2 separate regions of the Homo sapiens genome follow, and region 1 is linked to region 2. A link is a loop called in an ENCODE intact Hi-C map of the cell type or tissue named here. Cell type or tissue: heart right ventricle. All regions are shown on one strand. Each heading gives the region's core, and the rest is flanking DNA. Links, peaks and the distances in the headings are about the cores only.

The links. Peaks named below come from ENCODE experiments on the same cell type or tissue, not always from the same donor. Only the 100,000 strongest peaks of a DNase experiment are listed, where the experiment ranks them.
Region 1: a loop joins it to region 2, with 2.0 times the contacts of the local background. A loop is called at or near these places in 85 of 110 quality-filtered maps.

Annotation. Positions count from the first base shown.
Region 1 is chr3:183,996,486-184,007,249 of GRCh38, reverse strand. All of the region lies in intron 2 of ABCC5 (ATP binding cassette subfamily C member 5), which reads left to right. It overlaps ABCC5-AS1 (ABCC5 antisense RNA 1), which reads right to left and starts at 912. Exons shown (of 3, transcript NR_046570.1): 1 at 789-912. RefSeq lists a silencer at 184-233. In heart right ventricle, for the core only: a CTCF peak has its summit at 4,678; a DNase peak (open chromatin) is centred at 4,505; H3K27ac peaks cover 3,400 bases.
Region 2 is chr3:183,890,197-183,900,960 of GRCh38, reverse strand. It overlaps the pseudogene CYP2AB1P. Among named protein-coding and RNA genes, the nearest start is that of MIR4448, 8.8 kb to the right of the region's middle. In heart right ventricle, for the core only: CTCF peaks have their summits at 5,355 and 5,554 (motif pointing left); no DNase peak of the experiment used is centred there; H3K27me3 peaks cover 1,521 bases.

The DNA.
Region 1 (10,764 bases), core at 1,356-9,355, 110 kb before region 2:
AGGAGATTGAGACCATCCTGGCTAACATGGTGAAACCCTGCCTCTACTAAAAATACAAAAAATTAGCTGGGCATGGTGGCATGCACCTGTAGTCCCAGCTACTCGGGAGACTGAGGCAGGAGAATCGCTTGAACCCGGGAGCCAGAGTTTGCAGTGAGCCGAGATCGCACCACTGCACTCCAGCCTGGGGAACAGCAAGACTCTGTCTCAAAAAAAAAAAAAAAAAAAAAAAAGCAGAAGTAAACTAAAGTTCATGTACCATTATTACTGGCACATGAACTTTAGTTATTTTTTCCCCTTCTCTCAAAAGTGTGTCATTGGTGGGATTTTCTTCCTACCAAATTAGAATATCCTGTGTCTAGGAAAGGTAACAAAGCAAGTATTCATAAAATCCAGGGCTCTTACTTAGTATTTCCTTAGTTCTGTGGTAGGCTGACCCTTTAATCTTGGTTGGAGTTTTCATAATTAATGCTTTGAAATATTTTGGTGAGCTCAAGTTGTATCTTAGGGATCAAAGATGTGGGTCTAATCTCTTACCAGAAATGATTCGAAGATGTATTGTTAGGAAAGAAATATGGGCTCATTATAGAAAATGTACAAAGTGTGTAAAGTTGTAGAAAAAAAGTAACCACCCTTAATTCCTCTACCCAGAGACAGCCATTGTTTTCATAAAATAGTTTTGTCTAGTACATTGTACTTTTAGAGTTTGCTCCTGAAAGCTTTTCTTTACAGACTAAGGACGTGTGAATTTGTCTATGCCCTTGTGTTTTCCAAGTCAAGAGTATTACCTGTGAGTCGGCTTGCTGTTAGGAAGGAGAGCAGGAGGAAGGAGATTAGCATTTTGCAGCTCTGCATTATTTTTCTCTTGATTGATACTCGGTGACTCAGCAGATTTTCTGGACAGGGTTAAGATAAGTAAGAATACCTGCCTTTTTTTTTTTTTTTTTTTCTTCTCTCCCTGTAGGCATCCATAAAGCTTTATGAGGCACAGTAGTCTCTTAGGCGCTGCTGGGTGTGACACCGTATCTGGTCTGGTGCCAGGTGTTGGTCTCCAATAGCAGCCCAGAGATCTCCGGCTGAGGTAACAACAGTGTGCGATTGGTGTGGAGCCCAGGTGGCTCTCATGCTTGGTAACTGCATTGACAGCTCGCTGGGGCTCTTGAGGTTGGGCTGCTGCCGGGATCATCAGCTCTCTTATGCCGTTTGCTGCAAGACTGCCGCGGCTTTCCTAGGAAGTGCTGCTTAAGGGAAATAAATATAGCCTGTTGGCATGAGTTAAAGGAACTTTCTGTCAAAGGGGAAGAAAAGTGTTGGAATTAGCTTCCTGTTTTTTTTTTTTTTAAGTACCTAAATCTTTATTTGGTTAAGATAACTTGGAAGTTACAAATGGTTAATGAAAACTTTTTCAATGAAATATTGTTTCCACAGTTAGGTGGGTTTCCGTTAATGCTTTCTTTTTTTTAGTTATTATTATACTTTAAGTTCTAGGGTACATGTACACAACGTGCAGGTTTGTTACATATGTATACGTGTGCCATGGTGGTGGGCTGCACCCATTAACTCGTCATTTACATTAGGTATATCTCCTAATGCTATCCCTCCCCCCTCCCTGTTCATGCTTTTTTTAATGTCTTACCGTTTTTCCCTCTCTTTTAGTCAAAAATAAAAAGGTCAACGCAAAGAAACAGGGACTCCAGAAGGCTTTGCAATGGTTAAACCTGTCATTATTAAACTCACAGACTAATGTGAAGTTAATTTGGTGCACTGAAGTCCACTAATGAGCAGAATTAAATTTATCCTTTTCCTCCCTGCCCCCCTTTTAAGGAGTTAGCCTATTTAGATAATTAGATGTTATATATGTTTTAACTATTTAAGATTATTTTATGAATTAGCTGTTCAAAGAATCAATTGTTACTAGATATCAGATGAGAACTTCCACTTACCAAAGCCTGCTCATGGAGGTAGAAAGCAAGACTGACATGTGTACTTTAAAAGATGGATGGAACCTCAAAGGCCGTCTTGCCCAGTCCCCATTTAGCCTCACCTCTCTGTAGGTGAGGCCCAGGAGAGACACTTACTAGGCAGACTATGCTGGGGCTGGGTGAGCTTCCCAAGGATGTTCTTTCTGGAATTCGGTGGCTCAGAATACAGCACTTGGCTCCTCTTTGAAGCATGATGGCTCTGTTGCCTGTCTCTGGCCCAGTGTGCTGGGCTGCTGAAAAGAGCATGGAACCACCCAGGAGACGCCACGACACTGACAGCTGTACCTGACCTGAGGGTTCAGGATATGTTTTCAAAAGCAAATCTCGCTAAAAAGGATTTGTATGTTATTATGAAATCTATATTTATGTGGTGGAAATAGACACACTCAGGCTTTTAGAGATAAACTACACAGAATGGGTTACAATAAATGCTTATAATTGTTTGGCTTTTTTAAGAATCCTGTTAACTTGACAACCTTCTGTTTACTTTTCTTTGGTATTATGCAGGTATGATATTGAGCAGTCACTTAGTTTTCTTAAATGTTGTGTCTCACAGTAGAAAAATAGCCAAACCACTCAGCCCCTGACCTTTGTGTTTGCTTCTCACGGTGATCAGCAGTTCTGGTCTGCTCTGCAGTATGGTGGTCACATGATGGAACCCAGAAAGCCTTGTACTAAGCATTTAACACACATTGTGTTAGGCACTGGAGGAAGTTTCATTTACAAATTATATTTTGGCCTTTTTTTTTTTTTTTTTTTTTGAGACGGAGTCTCTGTCACCCAGGCTGGAGTGCAGTGGCATGGTCTTGGCTCACTGCAACCTCTGCCTTCTAGGTTCAAGCAATTCTCCTGCCCTCAGTCTCCCAAGTACCTGGGATTACAGGTGTGCACCACCATGCCTGGCTAATTTTTGCATTTTTAGTAGAGACAGGATTTCACCATGTTGGCCAGGCTGGTCTCGAGTCCTGACCTCAAGTGATCCACCTGCCTGGGCCTCCCAAAGTGCTGGGATTATAGGTGTGAGCCACTGTACCTGGCCTTTTTTTTTTTTTTTAGCTAAAGCCTGAAAATCTTGTTGAAGGGATTTTGTCAAATGCAAAAGACCAATATTCACAACTCTCTAAATCAGTGGTTTTCAGGCCAGGCTGAATGTTAAAATCACTTGAAGAATGTTCAACAAATACCAGTGTTGGGGTCCTATTCCAGACCAATTAAATCAGTCTCTGGGATAGAACCCAGACATTGGTATTGTTTTAAAACTCCTCTGGTGATTCTAGTAGGTAGGCAGTGCTGGGAATCTCTAGATCTCATGGAATAAAGTCTGTTCTCTCCCCTCACTCAATGGCTCCAAGTGTTTCCTGTAAATCCCGTTTTACCCCTGTGATTCATTTTCAGTTTAATCCTTTGAAACCTTACCATGCTATTAACAAAGTTAATCTTAGACCCAACATAACAGGAACTTTGAATAAGTTCCTTGGAATTTAGCTTATGAAACAACTGAAAGCCCTCAAATTCCTGGTGATTATGGAGTAATGCTAGATTATCAACTGCAGACAAATACCTGTTTTACTGTGGTGGTGGAGATATGTTTGTGAATTGTATTGCTAGCTGATCATCGGCTTGAGAGTAACATAGCACAGCTACAGATAAGTGAGCTGATGCTCAAGTTAATTCTTTTCTCAGTGTAGTATAGCTGTTGAGTGATAGGACTGAGTTTAGCAGCTTCCCTGACTTGGAATAATAGCTCTTTCTTTTGTATTCTGCTTCTTCCCCATATAGGTTGGGTTCTAGAATTTTGCTGATCCTCTTGACTGAAATGGCTACTATTTGGAAGTTCTTAAGGGAAGAGCTTAAGATGGTCAGGGTTGTGATAACAACCCACTGGGGAGTAAGGATGTGGTGGGAATTGCAGAGGAAACGTGCTTGGTAGGTTTCTTTAACTTGTTGGAGATTAGGAAGGGCGGGAAGGCCTGAAGTCAGCCGGTCTTGGGAGGACATCAGTTTTTGATCTTTTTAAATTTAAAAGTGAATTTTAATTCACTTTTAAATTTAATTTCTAATATTCTGAGTCCCTTAAGAAGTATATCTAGTGGCACAACAGTTCCCCTTAAAAGTTTGTCTTTCTAGATGTTTGTCATAAAGGCTGCGTGGGCCTGGGACATCTGTAGAAATGGTTTTCTTGGCCAGAAGGATGTATTTGAAGAGGCGCCCATTGTCTTGTTTGTCTTAAGGTCTTGTGAATGAGGAGAGGAGAGGAAGACAGTGTTGTGAGATCTGAGGCCTGTTGATTCCGATTGTGCCCCAGATACCGCTTTATTTGAGGGGTGTGCCAGACAGGAGCAGGCAGCCTTTAACCCCCTTGGAAACCGAGGTACCTCTCTGTTGCCAGTTGACACCTGCAGTCTCTGCCTTCAGGAACAACTTGGTTGAATCCTCAGCCCGAGGCTTATTAGGCAGGCTACCCTGCTGTTGTCCGGCCTCCAGGAAGGGATTGGATTGTTCAGACGGGGAACGATTTCTGGCCCCTGGTATCTGTCCCAGAGGCCTCCGTGCAGGGGAAAAGCCCTTGGTTGCCCTGTCAGCAGGCATTTGCTCTGGCAGCCTGTTAAAATGAGATGGGACAGCTGGAGAAGTGGTGGCCATGGGGTGTGATAGGTGCGCTGATTATCTGAGGCCTGAGGATGGCGTTAGCGCCCGCAGAAGCGTCTTTTGCAAGAGCAGATCTGTCTGCTTATGAATCGAATGTTACCTGTTTTTCATACCAGAGGTGTCTATGAATGTGTGTTTCCCTGATCTTTGTTTGAACCTTGACAGAATCTGAATTGCTTTTTGTTATTGTTGTTTTTGTTTTTCTCTTTTTTTTTTTTTTGAGACGGAGTCTGGCTCTGTTGCCCAGGCTGGCGTGCAGTGGTGCGATCTTGGCTCACTGCACCCTCTGCCTCCTTGGTTCAAGCAATTCTCCTGCCTCAGCCTCCTGAGTAGCTGGGATGACAGGCATGCATCACCATACCCGGCTTATTTTTGTATTTTTAGTAGAGACCGGGATTTCACCATGTTGGCCAGGCTGGTCTCGAACTCCCAACCTTAGGTGATCCTCCCACCTTGGCCTCCCAAAATGCTGGGATTACAAGCATAAGCCACCCCACCCGGCAGAATCTGAACTTCATTGTCCCTCTTTAGCTTCCCTGTGACCTTACTCCTGCCCCATTGCCATTACCTTGGTAGGAAAAATGCTGAGTATCCTAGTCACATAGTCATGGGGAAGATATAAATGGCAGTCATACTTCCTCGTTTGATATTTTTCTCAGCTCCTGGATCTGCCAGTATTTTTCCCTTTAAGACAAAGCAGCTGCTGTGGGTGCCTTTCTGTGTGGCTGGGTCGTCTGGCCACTGACAGCCTTTCAGTGTGCTGTGCTCCTTAAGAGAAATGGGTCCCCTCATCTTGTTTCAGGGGAAACTTTAAAAAGTTACTTGTAAAAGGGATTGAAAGCATCATAACAAAAAACAAATGGCCTCATAAAATACATTCCTCTAGGTCAGCCTATATCAGTACTAACTGTGTTAGCTCTTCAGCTATCTAGGGTTACCTTAGTACGATTGACATTTTGGGCCACATAATTCTTTGTTGTGGGGGCTATCCTGTGCATTGTAGGATGTTCAGCAGCATCCCTGGACTTTACCTGCTAGAGCTAGTAGCACCCCTCAAACATTTCCAGATATTGCCACATGTCCTCTGGGCAAGCAAAACACCCTCACTTGTGAACTCCTGGGCTGCACCGTGCGACACAGTACTATTGTGGCTATTAAGCATTTGACCTGTGGCCAGTCTGAACTGAGATGTGCTGTAAGCATAAAATACCTGATTTCAGAGACTTAGTACGAAAAAAGAAATACCTCGTTTGTAAAATACCTAATAATTTTTCACATTGATTATATGTTAAAAAAGATAATACTTTGCATTGGGTTAAATGAAATATATTATTTAAATTAATTTACCTTTTACTTTTTATTTTTAGAGTCAGAGTCTCACTCTGTCACCCAGACTGTAGTGCGGTGGCATGACCATGGCTCACTGCAGCGTCAAACACCTGGGCTCCTGTGATCCTCCTGCCTCAGCCTCCTGAGTAGCTAGGACTACAATCTCGTGCCACCATGCCTGGCTAACTTTTAAATTTTTTATAGTGATGGGGTTTTGGAGGGTTACACAGACTAGTCTCAAACTCCTGGCCTGAGGCCATCCTCCCACCTCAGCCTCCCAAAGTGTTGTGATGACAGGCATAAGCCACTGTACACTGCCTACTTTTTACTTTTTAAATGTGGCTACTAGAAAAATTTAAATTACATTATGTGGCTTACATTTGCAGCTTGCATTATATTTCTATTGGACAGTGCTGAACTAGAGTGTTGATCTACTGTAGGTTAGCCATTGATTTTGTATTAGGCATTTAGATCCCTGTAAGCTGTTGGGTTTAATGATTTTTTCCTTTGGAAGATTTTCCTTTATGCAGTAAAATTATGGAGACACAGAGTATGTAGTATTACATATTACCAGTTTGCTCTCCTGAATCCCTGCTGGTAGCATATTAAAAATCAGTTTAATGTTCAGACCGTGTATGTTTGTCTATATTTCTCTCCTTTCCATATTGCATTTTCTTTTCCATATTAGATTTTATCTCTTTTAAGGCTTATGTGGTTGTATCTTAAATTTAATTTGTATTTCTCGATTGGTGACATTGGGTCTGTGTGTTCTCTCCTGTATCTAGAACAGTGCCTGGCACATAGTAGGCCCTCAGTAAGGACTAGTTGAATGAATGGATGAAAAAATACTGTATTTTACTTTTTCAGTACAAGTCCACTACTCGAAATATATTATTATGTTAGCTACTTGGTTACTTCTTATTTTTATTTATTTATTTATTTATTTAGAGACAGGGTCTCACTCTGTCACCCAGGCTGGAGTGCAGTGGCATGATCTTGGCTCACTTCAGCCCGATGGTCCTGGCTCAAGCGATCCTCCCACCTCAGCTTCCTGAGTAGCTGGGGCTAACGGTGTCCCTTTTTTGTATTTTTTTGTACAGGCGGGGTTTCATCATGTTGCCCAGGCTGGTCTCAAGCTCCTAGGCTCAAGCGATCTGCCCGCTTGAGCCTCCCAGAGTGCTGGGATTGTAGGTGTGAGCCGCCGCGCCCAGCCACTTGGTCACTTCTTTAGCTTTATCTTCCCTTCTCTTAATGCTAATTTCCTTACGCAAAAAAGTTTCCTTTTCATGTTTGAACCTCTCTTCCCTTTGATACATTTCTGCTTGTTGGGTGTAAATGGAGGCTGTCCCCCATCATAGCTGGACTAAGTATGCTATATAATTTATGTCATCATTTTTAATGTAATTTTTGGGAGGTTAATTCCAGATGGATTAATGTATGATATGAAACCTGGATATCAATTAATTCATCTCCAATCTGGTTAGTTGGTAGGAAGGTAGGTAGTAGGTAGGATGTGAGTGACTGTCTCTGTCACCCAGGCTGGGGTGCAGAGGTGCAATCATGGCTCACTGTACCCTCGACTTACCAGGATCAAGCGATCCTCCTGCCTTAGCCTCTCAGGTAGCTGGACCACAGGTGTGCACCACCATGCCCGGCTAGTTTTAAAAAATGCTGTATATAGATGGGTTCTCACTTTGTTGCCCAGGCTGGTCTTGAACTCCTGGGCTCAAGCGATCCTCCCACTTTGGCCTCCCAGTGCTGAGATTACAGGTGTGAGCCAGTGCACCTGGCCCAATCTGGTATTTATTTGTCCCAACAATATTCACTGACTCATGATTCCCTACCTTGTTATATTATTTATGCTTTTGTATAGTAAGCCCTTATAGCTTGAATATATTAAGTCTTTTCTCTTGGTTCATTGCCATTTTTAATCCATTCAACCTTAGAATGTTGATAACTCACTTTATGGAATGTTAACTGTGGTAGAAAATATTTATTTTTACCTTCAAATAGACATACTTTTTTTTTTTTCCTGGCATGCTTGGCCATGTGAGCTTTTTTAGGAAGCCTAGAGAGGAAGAGAAGTTAGACATCCAAGCATATAGTTAGTTTCAAGTGGGAGACATCTGTGCAGTTACTGGCAGGTTAGTATAAAGATGCTGTTATTTTATGTTTCTTTTTTTTTTTCTTTTTTTTTTTTGAGACAGAGTCTCCCTCTGTCACACAGGCTGCGGTTCAGTGGCGCGATCTCAGCTCACTGCAACCTGCACCTCCCAGGTTCAAGCAATTCTTCTGCCTCACCCTCCCGAGTAGCTGGGACTATAGGCATGTGCCACCATGCCCGCCTAATTTTTGTATTTTTAGTAGAGATGAGGTTGCACCATATTGGCCAGGCTGGTCTCGAACTCTTGACCTCAGGTGATCCACCCGCCTCAGCCTTCTAAAATGCTGGGATTACAGGCGTGAGCCACTACGCCTGGCCCTGAGTCATTGTTTATCTTAATCTGGTATTCACCCTGGGGAAGAGAGAAGAGCCATTTATGAGGTACACCTGGGATCATTTTGTACAGTTATGGTTTATTTGCTTGGTTTTGTTTTTTGTTTTTTTGTTTTTTTTGACAGGCCCATAGCATAGTGATCAAGACCCTTAGCTCAAGGCTGGATTGAAATCCCTGCTGTGACCTAACATCGGTGTGCCTCAGTTTCCTTAGCTGTAAAACAGGGATACTAGTACCTACCTCAAAGGGTTGTTATGAGGATTAAATTAGTTAGTATCTGTAAACCATTTAAAACAGTGTCTGGCACATAGTACATGCTATGTTGGTTTGTTATAAATTTGTATAAATTTTCTTAATTACCTTTAAGTGAAAAGCTTGCCTTTATAAATGCATACTAGTCGTGAGATTTGGCTGTACACAAGGAAGATTGCTATAGCTTCCTTTATTTCTTGCTAATGTCAAGACAACCTGAGGTCCACAAAATAGAAGTGAAAGTACTAAAGTTAATAGCAATTCTCTTTTGCAATAATACTGGAGCACATATCCTGTAATAAAGTTAATTGGGGCAAACTGGGTAGAAGTCTAATTGCTAGGAGCTACATTTTTTTAATCCTGTAACCCCAGGGATAGAATTTATCCTAAATAATCTAGAAGGAGAAAAATAAAACTATAATTGTATATTATACTATTAATAATAAGCAAAAGCTGGGTGTGGAGACTCATACCTGTAATCCCAGCACTTTCCGAAGCCAAGAATGGAGGATTGATTGCTTGAGCCCAGGAGCTCAAGACCAGCCTTGGCAACATAGTAAGAACCCGTCTCTACAAAAAATAAAAAAATTAGCCAGACATGGTGGTAGTGCATGCCTGTAGTCCCAGCTACTCTGGAGGCTGAGGTGGGAGATTGCTTGAGCCAGGGAGGTCAAAGCTGCAGTGAGCTATGATTGTGCCACTGCATTCCAGCCTGGGTGACAGAGCAAAATCCTGTCTCAGACAAAAATAATAATAAGCAAAACAGCTAGAGAATCTAAACAGAAGTGGAATGGGTAAGATCGCCTCAGTGGTATATCATGTAGCATTAATTGATGATATGTAGAATGTAAGGGAAAGAAGGTATTTTGAAGGTGTTTTCATTGACGTTTGAATACTGGGTGCCAAACTCTCTACTATGCCAGAGGCCAGGGATATAAACAAGAGGAAGACAGCTTGCCCTCTAGGAGCTCTTACCAGAAGCATTGGGCTGTGGTGGTATAGGTACAGGGAAGACATAGGAGGAAGGAAGTAAGTTCCCCGACCTTGAAAGAGTCAGGGAAAACTAAAGGAAAGAAGAAATCGTTGAGACAGACCCTAAGATTTATTGGCTAAGTAAATTGGGATAATATAGCTAACATGTATTGAATGTTTATTATATACCCAATATTTTGCTAAGCACTTTTAATTATCCCATTAATTCCTCTCATCCCTATGTGGTAGATGCATGTATCATTGTAAAAATGAGTAAACTGAAACTTAAATCTGTATCTATCTTCTAAAATTCATGTTTGAAATCACTGTATTTACTATGGCTTCCAGCTGTGGGAAAATTCTGCCTGTGGAGATCTTCATACTTTAAGGCCATAAGAAAAAATAGTTTTGTTGGAGTAAGAGAATTATTTTCTCTTGTTTTTATTTTTTATTTATTTATTTTTCATGTTAACATTTGAAAGTTCTTGCCAACAGCTGAATATCTGTTGCTTATTGTTTTGAGAGACCTGTCTCTGAAGGAGGTAGGTGCAAATATGGAGTAGGACAGTGGTTCCTTCAAAGGAGAAGATCCTGTATCATATCCTGTATTTCCATCAGATATTTCATTTTCCTGACTTGGGCAATGTGTAAAGATATGACAACAAGATTGACAATTTGGGAAAACGTTTAGGAAAGAATAACAGGGACAGGATGTGACTTGGAAAGTTCGTTGCTTAGAGTAGCAAGGTTTGATTCTTTTTGATCAACAATATAGACTTTTCCATCCTCTTACTGTGAGAATTTCTACTCCATGCTTTGTTACATGAGAATTCTGAGATTAGTGCTATTTCAACCACTTTTATGGGGGTTTGTTAGGATAAAATTGCACTGAGTGCCTGTTCTAAAACCAAAGGCAGCAGGAGAGCCCTGAGTCTCTGCCATCAGTAGTGCCACTGCAGTACTCACGAGAAACCTGGGGAATGAAGACTTGCCTGGCAGCTTTCATTTGAATCTTTTTAAAAAGAGCCTTTGATTTTGATGTTTTCCAATATAGGAAGTAACTTACTACCTAGGAGGTGGTG
Region 2 (10,764 bases), core at 1,357-9,356:
GATTACGGGTGTGAGCCACCGCACCCGGCCGCTTTTGCCATATTCTATTTGTTGGGTTTGTTGTTGTTGTTGTTGTTGGTTTGAGACAGTGTCTCCCTCTGTTGCCTGGGTTGGAGTGAAGGGACACAATAATAGCTCACTGCAGCCTCAACCTCCCAGGCTTGGGTGATCCTCCCACCTCAGCTGCCTGAGTAGCTGGAACTACAGGCACCACATTGTGCCACCACAATGGGCTAATTTTTAAATTTTTGGTAGAGATGGGGTTTCACCATGTTGCCTAGGTTGGTCTCAAATTCCTGGGCTCAAGTGATCCTCCCACCTTGGCCTTCCAGAGTGCTGGGATTCCATGCATGAGCCACTGCGTCTGGCCCATTTTCTATTTGTTAGAAGTGAGTTACTAAATCCATCCTATCCTCAAGGGGAGGGGATTACACAAAGGTGTGTATCCTGGGAGTCAAGGCTAACTGGGGTAACTATCGGGGAATCTGTCCCGATAGTCACGTAGGTTCTTTTCTGTTTTTCCTAAGCGTCGGCCAGCTTGAGAAATAAAGGGACGAGTACAAAAGAGAGAAATTTTAAAGCTGGGCGTCTGGGGGAGACATCACGTGTCGGTGGGTTCCGTGATGCCCCACAAGCCGCAAAAACCAGCAAGTTTTTATTAGGGATTTTCAAAAGGGGAGGGAATGTGCAAATAGGTGTGGGTCACAGACATCAAGTACTTTACAAGGTAATGGAATATCACAAGGCAAGTGGAGGCAGGGCAAGATCACAGGACCACAGGACTGGGGCAAAATTAAAATTGCTAATGAAGTTTCGGGCACCATGGTCATTGATAACATCTTATCAGGAGACAGGGTTTTGAGAGCAACTGGTCTGACCAAAAATTTATTAGGCGGGAATTTCCTCTTCCTAATAAGCCTGGGAGTGCTATGGGAGACTGGGGTCTATTTCACCCCTATAGCCTCGACCATAAGAGACAGGCACACCTAGGGGGGCCGTTTATAGGCCTATACCCCCAGGCGCGTATTCTCTTTCCCAGGGATCTTCCTTGCTGAGAAAAAGAATTCAGTGATATTTCTCCCATTTGCTTTTGAAAGAAGAGAAATATGGCTCTGTTCCACCCGGCTCATCGGTGGTCAGAGTTTAAGGTTATCTCTCGTATTCCCTGAACAATTGCTGTTATCCTGTTCTTTTTTCAAGGTGCCCAGATTTCATATCATTTAAACAGACATGCTCTACAATTTGTGCAGTTAATGCAATTATCACAAGGTTCTGAGGCAACATACATCCTCCTCAGCTGACAGGATTAAGAGATTAAAGTAAAGACAGGCATAGGAAATCACAAGGGTATTGACTGGGGAAGTGATAAGTGTCCATGAAATCTTTACAATTTATGTTTAGAGATTGCAGTAAAGACAGGCATAAGAAATTATAAAAGTATTAATTTGGGGAACTAATAAATGTCCGTGAAATCTTCACAATCCAGGTTCTTCTGCCATGGCTTCAGCCAGTCCCTCCGTTCGGGGTCCCTGACTTCCCGCAACAGGTAACATACCAACATGTGTAGGTGGTGAGGTTGCCATTTTAATGAAAATGAAACAGAGCGACTCATCTTGGTGCCCTGGTGCAGGGTGATGCCTCTGTACATAGAGGTGGTGGCGGGAGCCCTGAGACTTTCCTCGGAAAGGAGCTTTGGCTCTGCCCCGAGTACTGCCCTGGAGTACAGTGGTGTGATCTCAGCTCACTGCAGCCTCCACCTCCGGGGCTCAAGCAATTCTCCCACCTCATCCTCCCAAGTAGCTGGTATTACAGGCACGTGCCACCACGTCCAGCTAATTTTTATTATTTTTATTTTTTTTTTAATTTGTAGTAAAGACGGGGTTTCACCAGGTTGGCCAGGCTGGTCTTGAACTCCTGCCTCTGCCTCTCAAAGTGCTGGGATTACAGGCATAAGCCGCCATGCCCAGCCCCATTATTAACTTATTATTAATTTGCCCAGACTTGAGGTTCCTTCCTCCACAGATTTTTTTCTTCACAGAAGCCCTATCCTTCGGACGCTTTGTTGCTGTTTCTTTTCCATAGATAGAGAAACTTCAGCATAGGCAGCTTAAGAAACTGCCCAAACACAGCTAGTAAGTGACTTAGCTGAGTTTCAAATGCATGTCCCTCTGACTCTAAAGTGTTTTCTTTTCCTACCATATGCCCTGCTGTTTGTATTTATACGAAAATGCCACTCTAGGTAAGTGAACCAATGTGTTCAATGGAGATGTTTTACACTGTCATTCTGTCCTTGGCAGAAATTGGCCAGCAAGTTTACAGGTTTGTCAAGAGTCTCTGGGAAAGTGGATAGGACCAGGGCATCAGGTCATCTTGCTGCTGGCGTGGCAGAAGGACCCAGGCCCAGGTTGTCTAGAAGCTGTGCCAACTTAAGTTAAAAAGAGGGGGCCAGGGTACTGCTCTGTGTTATGCCGTTTGGGATTAGAAATTTCCTTATTAAGAGCTCATTCCTGCCAATTTGATTCTAGGACTTGTTCTGTGATAAAGGCTCCAGGGGCCCATTAACGAGCTGAAATCAATATTGAGCTTTTACAACTTGGACGAGAGATGTCTGCTGAAAGTGGAATCAAAGCTTGACAGTAGATCATTAAATGTTACAGATATTCCTAAACTGTTCCTAACCATTTCATCAGCTGAGTGATCGTGACAACAGCAATAGTCCCTGATACGACGGTTGCACTTCCAGCCTGTCTCTCTTCTCAGACATTCTATTTGATTGCGAATTCCAAATTGCCATTTACTGGGCAGAAGCTGGCACAGCGACCCCAGGAGGTACCCAGCAGGTAGATGGTTCTACAGTCTGGGGAAGTGGAGGGCGGTTGTTGCGGGGGGCGGGGCGCTGTCCTTTTTGCATACTGGATAGGCTGTGCTCTGAACCTGTTCCATGAGCTGAGAACCTCCTTTGCAAGGAGGCCAGAACATCACCCAAAAAAGGACACAAATAATTCTGGAGGGAAAAGAGCATCTTGCTAGGAGCCTCCTCCTCTGAAGGTGATTAGTAAGAACCGTTGCAATGCAGAGGTTACTTAATCCCAGGTAGAGAAAATGGGGGAATTCCCATGACTAGAACTGGGAAATCTATAGCTCACTCAGGCAGCAGCAAGAACACAGGCCTCCCCAACACCTCTGCTTGAAGCTACAGAGTGAGCAAGTCTGGGTGCCCTATTGGTACACATGGCTAGGATGAGGCACCTTGCCTAAGCGTGCCGTACTGCAACAACGGCAAAAAAGAACAATTTCCCCTGAAAACAATTTCTGCATTCTGTTTTTTTTTTTGTTGTTGTTGTTTTGTTTTTTTAGATGGAATCTTGCTCTGTCGCCCAGGCTGGAATGCAGAGGCGTGATCTTGGCTCACTACAACCTTTGCCTGCCTCAGCCTCCCGAGTAGCTGAGACTATAGGCACTTGCCACCACGCCCGACTAATTTTTGTATTTTTAGTAGAGATGGGGTTTCACCGTGTTGGCCAGGCTGGTCTCAAACTCCTGACCTCAAGCGATCCGCCCTGATTGGCCTCCCAAAGTGCTGGGATTACAGGTGTGAGCCACTGCGACCAGCCAGCATCTGCTGCTCCATTTCTGCATTCTTTATTGGTTTCTGTTTAGAATGCAGGCTTCAAACTCGCTAAGCTTTTTTTTTTTTTTTTAATTTCAAGCTTTTTCTTTGGTCAGAATCAAGAATTCTGTAGTCAGCCCTCTGGTCTCTACAGGGATAGCTGGTTTAATTTTGTGGTATTTGGTAAATGAGCCCTGGGGTATGAGGCCTTCCCCGGAATCCCAGAGCTGAGTGTTCTAGGGCTGGGGACCATAACCGACCCCATCCTGGCTCCACTTTGGCCTCCTTATGCTGTTTCCGGTCAGCCCAGGGCCCACATGGTAAGGAGCAGATGTTACCCTGCTCCCATCTGCTTGGTCTGATTCTCTTTCTAATCACTCACTTCTCCTTTGAGATAGAGTGAGGGCTGAGGTGAGGGTGAGAGGGAAGATTTGGGTTTGGGTTTGGGGGAAGGTGAGGGTTGGGGTTAGGTTGAAGGTTAGAGTTGGGCTTATGGTTCATGTTTTCCTCTCCCCAACCCTAAAGAGTGAAGCTTGCTGTCTCCTCTCTGTCTTTCCATCACTCAGTTCCTCTTTCTCTGCTTGTTTGCCATTCCATTTCTCCTCGTTCTGTCTCTTCCTCTTAACACCCACGTGTGCACACATCCCCTGCCCCAGTGTGTATTGTCCTGGGCTGTCCTTGGCCCCTTCCAGACATGCCCCCAGCTGTTGGCCTTCTCTGTAGGAGGCAATGGCTTCATGTCCCTAGACGTGGCTGGGAGTCTTCAGGACAAAGCTGGGCAGTCCTTAGCCAGGAGGGTGTCCTGCTCAGCTCCTTCACTGATGTGAGCCTGGAGGAAGGGCAGCCTGAGGGCCGGCTGCTGAGTCTCCTCAAGGCCCCTGGACTACTCCCACCAACACACTGGGTATTCTCCAAGCTCACTGTGGCTCAGTGTCAGGGCTGGGTACTGGGTACCATCTGAGGCTCCCTGAGCCACACCAGCATCTCTCTGCAGGGCACCATCATCTTACCCAACCTGGCCTCTGTGCTCTATGACCCTGAGTGCTGGGAGACCCCTCGACAGTTCAACCCTGGCCACTTCTCGGACAAGGATGGAAACTTTGTGGCCAATGAGGCCTTCCTGCCATTCTCTGCAGGTACTAGGCACAGAGCTGGATCCTGGGTGGTGGGTGGGGCTGTGGTGGGACAGACACAGGGACAGCTGCCACCTCTGACTTTTCTCTCTGTTTCCAGGGCATCGTGTCTACCCAGCAGACCAGCTGGCTCAAATGGAGCTCTTCCTGATGTTTGCCACCCTCCTCAGGACCTTTCGGTTCCAACTGCCAGAAGGGAGCCCGGGGCTCAAGCTGGAGTACATCTTTGGCGGCACTTGGCAACCCCAGCCCCAGGAGATCTGCGCAGTGCCCCGCCTGAGCAGCCCCAGCCCTGGTCCTAGGGAGGATGGCCTGTAGCCACTGGGGGTCTGGAGGCCTGTCCCCCATGAAGTCCTTCCTCAGTCTCTTTTGGTTCCTGCAAAGTTAGAAAAGAGGAGGACCAGGGGTTCATGCAGCTCAGCTGCTCATGGTTGCCCCTAACACAAGCTCTGTGGGGTGACACTGGAGAATAGACTTAGCAAGGATTCTACAGAGGTAGCTCAGTTTGGGTAGTTCAATTCTTAAATTAGGTTAGTTATGCTTTGGCAGGCGAAGATTTTATAAGATTGGTTAAGTTTGGCATTAAATCAGTCCACAAAGTTAATATTGGGGAATCAAGCCTCACAAGGCAGCAGCTAACTAGGTTCAGAGGAAAAGGCAAACTTTCGAGCAAAACTATGAATATAATAATGCATGCAAATGCGAATACTCTAGATGCCGGGGACTGGTAAACCAAAAAAAAAAAAAAAAAAAAAAAAAGTGAAGCGGGGGCAGCTTATTTTCTGCCTTCTCCTGCCCTCTCCTGACCAGAAGGAAGAACTGCAGTTCTCTGCAGACCTGGGGCAGAGAAAGATCTCACCATCTCAATACAGCAAAGCCAGCAGACCATATAACTGTTTCCAGCAAATTCTTCACCAAAGACCCACTTTAGTTTCCACACAAGGGTCCCTAAATTTTGAATCCTTGCATCTCCAGACAAGCCTTGTTTATTAAAAAAGAATGACTTGTGGCTGGGCATGGTGGCTCACACCTGTAATCCCAGCACTTTGGGAGACCGAGGCAGGTGGATCACTTGAGGTCAGAAGTTCAAGACCAACCTGGCAAACATGGTGAAACCCCATCTCTACTAAAAATACAAAAATTACCCGGGCATGGTGGCAGGCACCTGTAATCCCAGCTACTCGGGAGGCTGAGGCAGGAGAATCGCTTGAACCCAGAAGGCAGAGGTTGCAGTGAGCCAAGATCGCACCACTGCTCTCCAGCCTGGGATCCAAGAGTGAAACTGTCTCAAAAACAAACAAACAAACAAACAAACAAACAAAAGCAAAAACAAAGAATGACTTGTGAGTTCCTGGAGGCAGAGGTTGCAGTGGGCGGAGATTATACCACTACAGTCCAACCTGGGTGACAGAGCGAGACTCTGTCTCAGAAAAAAAAAGACTGACTTGCATCAAGGAAATGCAAACTAAAATCAAATGAAATACCATTACATACCGATTAGAACTGCTAAAAAGAAAACCCTGACAATCCCAAGTACTGGAAAAGATGCGAAGCAAATGGAATTCTCATACCCTGCAGGTGGAAATGTAAAAAGGTACGACTACATTGGAAAACAGTTTGGCAATTTCTTGTAAAATTAAACATTACACCACACAACCCAGCAGTCCCAATCTTAGGTATTACCCAAAAGAAATGAAAATATATGTTCACACAAATGCATATCTATGAATTATATGATTCCATTTCTGTGATATTCTTAAAAAGGCAAACCTATAGGGACAGAAAATATTCCATAGATAAGTGGCTGCCAGGATTCGGGAGCAGGGTTATAGGTTGACTGTAAAAAGACATGAGGAAACTTTCTGGGGTAATAGAAATGTTCTGTATCTTGATTGTGGTGATGGTTACACAACTGTATGTGTTTGTCAAAACTCATACAACTGTACACTTAAATGAGTGTTATTGTATATAAGCCATGCCTCAATAAATCTGAGCTTTAAAAAGGAAATGCCTCGGGCCGGACACGTTGGCTCACGCCAGTAATCCTAGCATTTTGAGAGGCCAAGGCGGGCAGATCACCGGAGGTCAGGAGTTCAAGACCAGTCTGGCAAACATGGTGAAGCCCTGTCTACTAAAAATACAAAAAAGTTAACTGGGTATGGTGGCACGTGCCTGTAATCCCAGTTATTCTGAAGGCTGAGGCAGGAGGATCGCTTGAACCTGGGAGGCGGAGGTTGTAGTAAGCAGAGATTGCACCACTGCACTACAGCCTGGGAGACAGAATGAGACTCCATCTCAAAAAAAAAAAGGAAATGCCTTACCTCTCTCTTTTGTGTTATTTAAAGGACGTACATATGAATGAACCAATGTTTCTAATTAGTAGGAGATCAATCATTACTGCTACACCAGGCTGAAAGGAGTCTAACCAGAAATAAAACATGACGTATTGGCCAGGCTTAATGGCTTGCGCCTGTAATCCCAGCACTTTGGAAGGCTGAGGTGGGTGGATCACTTGAGGCCAGGAGTTCAAGATCAGCCTGGGCAACATGGTTAAACCCCCATCTCTACTAAAAATACAAAAATTAGCCGGGCGTGGTGGTGCACACCATAGTCTCAGCTACTTGGGTGACTGAGGCAGGAGAATCGCTTGAACCCAGGAGGCGAAGATTGCAGTGAGCAGAGATCGCGCCACTGCACTTCAGCCTGGCTGACAGAGTAAGACCCTGTCTCATAACAAAACCTAACAAAAAACAAAAACCATGATGTGTGAATTAGCCTCTGGCCTTTCTTCAGGCTTTGTGAAATCCTGGAGCTTTCTCATAGATATCTTATTTTCTGTGCGGTGCCATATCCAGGGCCTCGGGAGTCCAGACTGGGAAGCACTAGGCAAGTGGGGTCCCAGAGAGCAGGAGACAGCCTGGGGTTCTCGGCCCTGGGAGGTCCCACCCTGAGCTGGCAGCTCTCTGTGATCCAGGCAGGATCTGGGGCAGAGAAAACAAAGCCAGGCTCTAATTCACCTGCTTCCTACCTCACTTTCCTAACCCTTTCTCTGTTAGAGCCCCTGTCTGGAGCTTGCAGCCCCTTCTAACACTCATCCTCTCCACCATCCAGCCTCCTGTCTTTGATCCTGTCCAGCCCTCTGCGTGTTATTCCATTGAAAGGCCAACTCCTCCAGGAAGCTTTCCCTCACCTGGACTTTGGCCTTGGTTGAAATCCCAGTTTTGCTCTCAATAACCCAGTCCTTGTGTGCTTCGGTCTCCTCATATGACAAATGGAGGCTTCCTTTAGGATTGTCGGGAGTGACAATGCCCAGCACAGGGCCTGGCGGGTGATGAATGCTCTGTTTATGTTGGCAGGGCTCTCCTTCCCCTAGACAGCATCCAAAAGTACTCGCACCTTTGTTTTTAGCTCTAAAATGATGACGCTGCAGGGAGCCCTTCCCCTGTGGATAGGCTTCCCTTTCAGCTTCCATATCCTCATGACGATATGACAATAGCTGCCATGTGTTGATTGCCAACCGTGTGCTAGGAAGTGCACTGGGCACCTAACATAGACGAAGCCATTTAAATACCAAAGTGACAAGGTAGATACAATTATCTGAATTAATTAATTAATTTTTGAGATGGAGTCTCACTCTGTCACCCAGGCTGGAGTTCAGTGATCTTGGCTCACTGCAACCCCCACCTCCCGGGTTCAAGCAGTTCTCCTGCCTCAGCTTCCCGGATAGCTGGGATTATAGGCACGCGCCACCACGCCTGGTTAATTTTTGTATTTTTAGTAGAGACAGGGTTTCACCATGTTGACCAGGCTGGTTTCAAACTCCTGACCTCAGGTGATCTGCCCATCTTCGCCTCCCAAAGTGCTGGGATCACAGGTGTGAGCCACCGGGCCAGCCTGAATTTACAGGAATAAAAGTCAGAAGCTAGCCGGTGAATTAGTTAGAAAGTATCAGAATATCAATAAGCCTCAGTTCCCTCATCTGCAAAGTGGAGATAACAATGCTAACTCATTTGATTGATATTAACATTAAATATAATAATGCGGCCAGGCGCAGTGGCTCACGCCTGTAATCCCAGCACTTTGGGAGGCTGAGGCGGGTGGATTGCCTGAGGTTAGGAGTCCGAGACCAGCCTGGCTAACATGGTGAAGCCCTGTCTCTACTAAAAATACAAAAATTAGCTGGGTGTGGTGGCGCACGCCTGTAGTTCCAGCTACTTGAGAGGCTGAGGCAGGAGAATCGCTTGAACCCGGGAGGCGGAGGTTGCAGTGAGCTGAGATCATGCCACCACACTCTAGCCTGGGTGACAGAACAAGACTCCGTCTCAAAAAAAAAAAATATATATATATATACACACACACACACGTATATATACATATATATACACGTATATATATGTATATGTGTATATATAGTGTATATATGTATATGTGTATATATGTATATGTGTATATATGTATATATACGTGTATATGTGTATATATGTATATATATGTGTATATGTATATATACACGTATATATGTATATATATACGTGTATATATATGTATAATAATGCAGCCGGGTGTGGTGACTCATGCCTATAATCCCAGTACTTTGGGAGGCCAAGGCGGGCAGATCACTTGAGGTCAGGAGTTCGAGACCAGCCTGGCCAAATATGGTGAAACCTTGTCTCTACTAAAAATACAAAAATTAGCCGGACTTAGTGGCGGGCACCTGTAATCCCAGCTACTCGGGAGGCTGAGGCACAAGAATTGCTTGAATCGAGGAGGCGGAGGTTGCAGTGAGCAGAGATGGCACCACTGCACTCTAGCCTGGGCAATATAGCGAGACTATCTCAAAAAAAATAAATAAATAAAAATAAATTTAAAAATATAATAATGCATGAAGAATACCTAGCACAGTCCCTGGTACATGCTAAGTGCCTAATAAATTGCAACTACTAATAATAATCAATAAATATTCCTTCGCCTGGTTCATGGTCAGCACACCTTACCCAGTCCTTCCCTTTGTCAGCTGACTGAGCCCTGGCTGTCCCCTGAGGATGCTCCTGCAGCCTCTGAATGGAGGGTGCTTGTTTCCTGTGCCAGTTCAGGTTCTGATCAGAAAGGGCACGCTCACTCACTCAAATGGAGCAATGAGGAGAGTTTCAGAACAGAGAACACAGAAGCCAATGCATGTGGCTCAAGAAGGGAGGGACTGGGAAGAATAAGTGCTCTAAACTCATTTTTCCCTTATGCTCCGATCTCTTGTTTGTGGCTGTAATTGGCTGAGCCCAGCTAGGAGCCAGAGAGCAAGAGAGCCCATTGATGTAGTCCATAAAGGTCAGCCTCCTGGCCGGGCGCGGTGGCTCACACCTGTAATCCCAGCACTTTGGGAGGCCGAGGCGAGTGGATCACCTGAGGTCAGGAGTTGAAGACCAGCCTGACCAATATGGTGAAACCCTGCCTCTACTAAAAATACAAAAATTAGGCCAGGCACAGTGGCTCACGCCTATAATCCCAACACTTTGGGAGGCTGAGGCAGGCGGATCACAAAGTAAAGAGATCGAGACCATCCTGGCTAACATGGTGAAACCCCATCTCTACTAAAAATACAAAAATTAGCTAGGTGTGGTGGCGTGTGCCTGTAATCCCAGCTACTCAGGAGGCTGAGGCAGGAGAATCGCTTGAACCCAGGAGGCAGAGGTTGCAGTGAGCTGAGATCGTGCCACTGCACTCCAGCCTGGCGACAGAGTGAGACTCTGTCTAAAAAGAAAATAATAAAATACAAAAATTAGCCAGGCATGGTAGGGGGCACTCGTAATCCCAGCTACTCGGGAGGCTGAGGCAGGAGTATCACTTGAACCTGGGAGACGGAGGTTGCAGTGAGCAGAGATCGCACCACTGTGCTCCAGCCTGGGCGAGAGAGCGTCTCAAAAAAAAAAAAAAAGTCAGCCTCCGGTGGCCTGGAGCAGTGTATGAGAGTGAGCTGGAGGGGCAAGCGGAGGATATTCAGCACACCCCAGCCCCAGGCCCCTTAGG